Regions from separate parts of the Homo sapiens genome. Here region 1 is linked to region 2. The links are chromatin loops, found by intact Hi-C in ENCODE. Cell type or tissue: ascending aorta. All regions are shown on one strand. Region 1 overlaps LPCAT2 (lysophosphatidylcholine acyltransferase 2). Region 2 has its middle 10 kb from the start of CES1.

Region 1 (4,000 bases), 300 kb before region 2:
TTATGATCAACAGCTACATGTACATATCACTTTTAAGATCTTTAGAGAGCTAATTACTTAGGGAAGATTCAAAGACATTTATATAGTTTATTTAAGTATCCAAATGCACTACAATTATTTGTAGTTTTTAATCTAAAATGAGCCTTTTAGAAAACCTCAATCATACAACTACACACACACACACACACCCTACATATATACTTGTTCTAACAAAGCTAATTTCTTCTGGAACTTGGTAAAATTCTGGAATTTGTGAATACTAATAGAGAAATAAAAAGGGTATTAACTAGAGTTTTTGTTCTAATCCTGTTACTACCTACCTGTATGTACTTGAGAAAATTAAACCTTTCTAAGCCTGCATTCTCACTGACAAAAATGGGGATAATGACAGAAAATTTATAGAGTTTTGAGGAGTAATAAAGTTACTTATGTGCTGGCACATAGTAAGTGTTCAATAAGCACTAACTTTTACTTTCTGTCTCATCTAGATGTTTCTGTTCTTTTGGGAAGGAAGCAGCAAGCATTGTTTAAAAATATCTTCCTTCTTTTGCATTTTTTCTCTTCGAAGATTTAAAAGAAGAATTACACAAAGAACTAGAACTGCACATTTGTTAAGATTGTCCTTTTAAAATTATTTTCTGTTACAAGGAAAAAATAAAAGATTGATTATAGTGTCATAATTCTTCAATCTTCCTCATCATTTTTTTAGTAGAAAGGAATGTGCTTGATGTAGTCAAGAAAAAATGAATAAACTAGCTTTAGTGATACTGAGAATCTATGTAAGTGACTGGCTTTGGTTGATGGATGTCTTAAATAGTAGGCTGAAGAATTTTATATATTGCTTGTATGCTAAGGACCAAGAGGAAGTGGGGGACTCTGGGACCAAAAGCACAAATGAGATGTTAACCTGAGAAACATGTCGCTTAGTCTCCTCCTCATCTGGGACAGGATGGTGCAAAGTTAAGTATGGGGAAGGTACAGAGAATACTGTATTTGAAAGGAGAGGGGAGTGGAGCTGTGAAGCCAATTTCAGGTGCAATAGAAGGGAATACATTCACATAAGCTGTCTTCTTTATAAAGTTGAAAGTGAAGTACCATTTGTACCTCACAAGAGTGAGGTAAAAGTGGAATTGCAACTTGAAAAGCATGGAACATATGTAACATTTTTAGCATCTCTCAGTGGTCCCTAACAGGAATATGAAGGCAAGATCAGGAGAGGTGGCTGAGGATGTGTGATTGGCACTGTGGGCATGGCAGAAGTGAAAGATTCTAAGTAACAGGTCATACAGAAGTATCCGACTCCCAAGTCCAGTGTAGATAGTCAGGGAGATGTTGCCAGAGGGAGTGGATAAAGAGGGATGATTGATCCAGATGTGACCATTAGGTTGTCATGGTCTATGCAAGACCAGATTAGGGAAGAAATAAACACTAATGGATAATGAGGGGAAACTGAAGAACTTAGCAGAGATTAGAGTCATAAGTTTGTTTCCATGGCTGAGGTAGAGTCTAGAAGAATATCTGTGGCAAGATGTCAAGTGAGTCATCAATGTGAGTAATGAGGATACTGAGAGAAGATGAAGTTAGAAAGGAAAACTTGGGGGCTTGAAGTCATTGGGGTATATAGATGTCTGTTGGGAACCATAAAAGATAGTGGCAATCATGTTCACCTCTCTTTGATTGATTTTCCTTTCCAAATAAAGGATACATTCATACTGTGAGCCTTGAATGACTGTACAAAATGGAAATGTGATATAGAGGGCAAGGTCTTATTCTAGGAGAGGTGACTTTTTATTAGAATTTCCATTGAATTGCTTCTTAGGAGGAATGGGGCCTCCAAGGCCCATGGGTGTCAAATTTAGGATTTTAATTATTTTGTACTCTCAGTGGAACTTTATTCCTTAAGAATAAGATGTCACGCCAATATGAGAGTTATTAAAAATCATTTTATGAAAAATACTACCTGCACTAATATAAAACCAAACCTGTATTTCATTGTATTATGTTTGGTTAACAGTGTAGCAGCAATTTATTTTTCAAGGTTTTCAGTATGACCTTTTATGACCTAAATCAAGTGTATTACAAATGGTTGTTTGACTTTTTTAAAAAATGAAGAATTATATGGCAATTAAAAACTTTAATTTCTTACACTGTTTTGTTAGAGATTTTATGAACATTAATTTCAACTTACTGTTTTTTTCTTGGATTTTATACTAAGCAAATACAAGAAATTTTACTAGATCAGGATGCAGGGAATTTTTAGAAATATTTCTTTGCCAAGATAGTTATTCTAGATATATAAGGATGTGGGGACCTCTGGTGGCTTAGTTTATTTTTCTATCTTAAAAAACAACTATGCAAAATAGAGAGCCACACACAGAATTCCAATGGGAAGGACTTCAGAGATCGTTTAGTTAAATTTTTTCATTTGACAGGAGAGGGCACTGAGGCTCATAAAGGCTAAATGACTTTTCCAGGATCACACGGCAGATCTCAAGCAGCAACCCAGTCCAAGAACACTTTCTGCAGCTTGCAGCTGCCCCCTTAGAGAGGAAATAATCAGATAAATGTGAAAAGTAAATATCCTGTAGCACATTATTCTATAATTCCATACATTTTATCTTAAAAAGGCAACTTGCATCCATGCCATCCTCCACATCCTCACTCCCTCTACTCAAGGTCTTATTATCTCTCCCATGATTGCAGCTGCTTCCAGACATTCTCCCTGCTCTTAGTCTCTTCTTTGGTGCATACACTCCTTACCGCTGAAGTTACCACTTAAAAACTTGGACCTGGTCATGTCATTCCCTTGCTTAAATGTCACCTCTGAGATACCAATGCTTACAGTTTTCTTAATATGATTGACAAGACTTGAAAACAGGTCCATTTGGAAAAAAATGGTATTTTTAACTACTTCTAGTTGCATTCTTTATTTATCAAATGGAAGTGGTAAGATTTACCTCAAGGAATTGTTTAGAGAGTTAATCATATAAAGCCCCTAATATAAAATACCCAGCACACAGTAGATGTTTAATGGATGGTAACTCTTATTGGTGGATTTAGCTCACTGTTTCATAAATTTCTACCCTACTGAATGGAGAGCTTCTTGAGGGCAGGGACTTTGCTGTCATGTTTGTAGGGCTTAGTGCAGTGCCTGAGCACCTACTATGGGGGAAAAATTAATGAAATAAAATAACGTATGTAAAACACCTAGCATGATGCCTGGTTTGTAGTTATAATTCAATAAACAGTAACTATTGGCAAAATCTCACTTATTCTTAAAAAGCCAACATCAAGTATTAGTTCTTCTATAGAGCACCCTTAACAGAATTAGCTTTCCTGTGTGCACTCTCTCCCTAGGCACCACCTTCCTCTTTGGCTGCATTTCCCTGGCCCCTGACAAAATTAATCCTTTCCTACCTCTTGCTCTCATACTCCAGGAAGGATGGTTAGTGGAGAAAATAAGGGTTTTTTTTGAATCTGACAAATCTTGGGCTGAATTCTGGCCATGTGACTTGCATGCCTTTAGGTAAGTTAATTAAGCTATTGAGCCCCATCTATAATTGGGGGTAATAAGGGTAATGACACTTAGCATATGGGGTTATTAATGTGTTGTTCTATACTATTAAAATATTGATCTTCTTTAGAGCAGGAAATAGGGTCCTATTAATCTTGCCTGGTATATAGTAGGTGCTGAAAAATACGTAATAACTTGAATATGGCACTAAAACCTTGTTAATGTCAGGAAACCATAAATAAAAACAAGAACAATACAATTGAGGCATCACAGAACATCAAGTGGAGAAAAAGTAGAATTAAAAATGCTAAAGCAAAAAATGGTGTTAAGCAAAAAAGCTGTAAAGCCAATACTAAGAGTTTTTTTAAAAAGCAGAATAAATGACAAAACATAAAGTTCAAACAAATAGTAAAAATATGGTTGACATTAGAATGGATAGAGAAGATGAAAGGCAAAGAGAAAAGAAAAAAAAGTTTTCACATAAAG
Region 2 (4,000 bases):
AACAGAATGACGATAACTAGTTTTAGAACAGAAAAAGGAGACGTTAACTCCTGGAAAGAAAGACACCACCATGCACCTATGCAATCAGAATAGAGACAGAAAAGACTCTCTGGGTTTAGGGGTATTGGATGCCTGTAGAAGTTGGGGTGTAGGTAACCCCCATTTATGCCCATGGGGAGTGCACCTCTCCCCTTTGAGCTCCACCCCAAGGCCAAAGTTTCCTGGAGGCTCTTTGCCTCTGCCACTCCTAGAACTGGGCTGACCCCAGGAACTCCAACCACCTAATTACAACAGAATATCGGAAGGGCCTTGCCAGATGTCAACATAAGATGATTTCTGTCCAGAGATCTGAGTGTCAAAAGGAAGAAGTTTCCCAAAGCTCATGTAATGGCTGCAGTAATGATGACTCTTGATGAAGTCAATGCCTGGCCACCAAACAAGCTCTCATGATGGTGGACAAGTTTGTCCTTGCCTTCATATTACTAATTGGCCATCAACAGTCCATTTTTCCCATTGAATAACTTATTTTCAGAAATGTGCTTCTATAACTCAATTGTTGCATGCAGTGAAACTAATGGAGGACTTATATAGTGATAAATAACAATCAAAGTGTACCAATCCTTCTAAAAATACCGAAGGTATCAGCCAGAGTTCTGTTCTCTCATATGAAAAGTTCAGGAGGTGAATAGAGCTTGAAACACAATTACATAAATAAATGTAATAAATGAAATAAATAGATTAGATAGATAATAGATAGATCATAGATAATTGATAGATGATAGATAATAGGTAGGTAGGTAGATAGGTAGATAGACAGACAGACAGACAGACAGACAGACAGACAGACAGATAGATAGATAGATATTTTATGGCATTATCTTCCGATAAAGAGAGAAGTCTGTTTCCTAAAGGTCAAGGTAGAAAAGCTGTCCTCCAGGCACCCACAGTGTGCTCCAGCAACCTTGCCAACACCAGCCCTGCTGCCCGTGGGCTGGCCCCCTTGCCACCACTGCTCAGGGTCACACTTCCGCCATGCTGTGGCTGGCCATCCCCCTTCCTACCCATCCTTTAATTTCAGACTTGAGCTCCACCCCATTCATGGAGCACAGCGAGCTCTTTGCAATGAATTTCCTTGTATTTTGAGACAATCAAGCGGCAAGGTAGGTTTTTTTCTCCCCAGCCCTTCCCGTCCTTGGGAATAATGAGGCACACTCTCAATACGAACTTTTAGCAGAGCATACGGGGCAGGACTGAGTGGGATCTGTCCCTGCTGGGGGAAGGGAGGCTCATCTTGTAGATGCGCTACCTGGGGCAGCACCAGGTGGGGCAGCTACCCAGGTGCAGGGCCTGAGCCCGCTTCCCACCCTCCCCTGCAGCTCTGCCCTGGGGGAATCTGGACTGAGTTGGTCCAAGGAGAGGAAATCCCTTATGTCCCTCTGAGGTAGGCTCCTGGAGACTTAATGGGAAAGTCCAGGAGGTGGAAAAGGGAAAAACTGCTGGCTCCAACCTCTGTTCTGCTAGTGAGTTTAGTCTTTTCAGTCAGACTTTTCAGGGAGTGGATTCTGCCTTTTCCTCTTTCCAAATGTTACAGATGGAATGGATAACACTATATTGTATTGGCTTGTATATAATTTAACTATTTGGCATGGTCTTATTGTCAGTCCAAGTTCTGCGATGTCACACCACCAGCATCTCAGGAGCCTCAGAATAGAGGGAAGCGTTTTTCCTTTGTGATAATGCTGCCCTCTACTGGACATCAGGAAATTCACAGGTGAAGACCGACGTAGTTTGTCCCTAAAGTTTTGCTTTGATTTAATTTAATGGATAGGGTTCAAGATTGTTTAAAAAAAAGGGGAGAGTGGGGAGGGGGAGGCAGTGGGTCCTGGAAAAGTAAATTGTTTATTTTACAATAAGAAAGTGGTTAAATATTTTATTTTTTTTACAATGGTGGAAAATTAGAAGTGATTGTGAAAATGATGTGTACCTGTCTTGCTGGTGAGTAGGATGTGATTTGGCGCTTTAGGAAAGTGAATTTGTAGAACTCAAAAATATTGACTTATAAAGGGCATGGCCGTTGACCCAGTCCATCTTATGCAAATCTAGATGCCATAAATAATATTTAAAAGTAAAAATACTGGGGTGGAGGTTGCAGTGGGCAGAGATCGCGCCACTACACTCCAGCCTGGGTGAAAGAGTGAGACTCTGTCTCAAAACAAAACAAAAAAAAAGAAGTCATTCCCAATGTTGCTCATCAAATTATGACCATAAATATCCAGGATAAGACTAGTGGCTAAAGAAACTGTGACACGTCAACACCAGGCAGAAAATAAAGCAGATTTTTTTGTTGTTTTGGAGAGCCTCTAGGAACTTGAAAAATACATATGCCACACTCTTAAGACCCAGTGGTTCTTAATCGGGGTGTTCATTAAAATGCCAGAAAACTGAAAATACTTCTAGGTCCCATCCAAGGAGATTTTGCTTCCGATTGACTGGCTAGTGGCCTGGCCATTGGTATTTTAGAAAAACCCTCCAAGTGATTATTTTACTTACATTCCAGATAGAAAACTCTAAATTAAAGGGGAAAAAAACAGACACAAAGTGGCATTTAAATAAATGTCAACTTTAACTCCACAAAGCATCTGATTGCATGTGGACAGAAAGAGAAGGAAAGAGGGCCCTATATCTGGATAACTTAGAAATGTGCTCCCCCTAGCAAGATATCTACCAAAATTAGAAACACATTTGAGGATGCTGGCACTGCGAGCAATATATAAATGATGCGTGTAATGTCATTTAATATGATCGTATTTTTAAAAATGAGTTGAGTGGTGTTTTCTAGCTGTTAGTTTTTCCAAATATCAATATAGAAATTAGTCTTCTGCAGCTGCAGAGGCAATTCAGTTTCCAGCTTGCTTTCACGGCCTAGAGCCATAAAGTGGCCCAGAGCATCTCTGATCCACCCCTCCCACAACCACCTAATCCAGAGACAACCGAATGCTTTGGACCATCTGATGAGAGAGGTAGCTGCATGGCAGTAAGAGTCCTGCTCTGAAGTGACAAGAGCCTTAAGGCCTGGTTTTGACTTACTGCTAACTTGCTCACACTGCATACTTGCTGAGTGATCTTGGGTGAATCGTTTCACCTCTCTGAGGTTCACTATGAAATGAGAGGTCAAGGGTCCAAACTTAAACACCTTCAGAGGTTGGGTAATATCAGTGAGTAAAATAGACCAGGCACAGCACAAAGGGGTATGGTGTGGACTGTGGCACGTTGAGAACTTAGGCCTCTGCAAAGGGGGCAGCCACCTCTCAGTTCCTGCAGATTACTCTATCTTTGCTGAGGACAGTTGCACAGGTAGTGCACTGCAGAAGGGTAACACTTTAGAGAAGGTGTCATTTGCATCATAAATGCAGATATTTATCCATGGCAGTTTCATGGAAGATGTCTGTAGAAGGTTTTGAGGAAGGGGCACCTTGTAATTTGCATAAAAGGTTGTATGGACCGCCAGAAGTGCTGGTTATCATGTGGGAATGCAGCTCGGTAACAGTATCTTCTGGGTTTTCTTGTTATTGTTGTTTCCTGAAGAAGCTGGAAATATGGCATTTAATGTGAAATTTTCCTAATTTAAAATTTGCTGGCAACAAATTCCAAAACATGTTTAACGTTGTGTGGGCCAAACAAAACACTTCAGGGGGTCTGATTCGGGCACTGAGTTGGAGATCTCTCACCCAGATGAGTTACTGGCATCTCAGAAACCCTCCTATTGTATGCATCTTATGTAATCTTGAAGCAATCACGAAGAAAAACTAATTACCCTGGTGAATTATATGGATATAATATGGATTATGTGGCTATACAAAGTAAGAGTGCATCCTTTGAATGATGGTATTTAACATTCTCCCTACCCTGTGACTAACTTTGATTTGTCCTTTCTTAATGTAAATGCTATTTCTCCAGAGAGAGCCTCCTAAGACTTTAATCTCACTTAGGTTCCCTCCGT

Evidence for each region. Hi-C counts contacts between places; a loop is a spot of excess contacts. Peaks named below come from ENCODE experiments on the same cell type or tissue, not always from the same donor. Only the 100,000 strongest peaks of a DNase experiment are listed, where the experiment ranks them.
Region 1: it touches region 2 in a loop (13-fold over the local background); 7 of 110 quality-filtered maps call a loop at or near these places.

Annotation. Positions count from the first base shown.
Region 1 is chr16:55,541,350-55,545,349 of GRCh38, forward strand. All of the region lies in intron 8 of LPCAT2 (lysophosphatidylcholine acyltransferase 2), which reads left to right. Among named protein-coding and RNA genes, the nearest start is that of CAPNS2, 23 kb to the right of the region's middle. In ascending aorta, a CTCF peak has its summit at 2,322 (motif pointing left); no DNase peak of the experiment used is centred here.
Region 2 is chr16:55,841,270-55,845,269 of GRCh38, forward strand. No RefSeq gene overlaps it. Among named protein-coding and RNA genes, the nearest start is that of CES1, 10 kb to the left of the region's middle. In ascending aorta, a CTCF peak has its summit at 1,749 (motif pointing left); no DNase peak of the experiment used is centred here.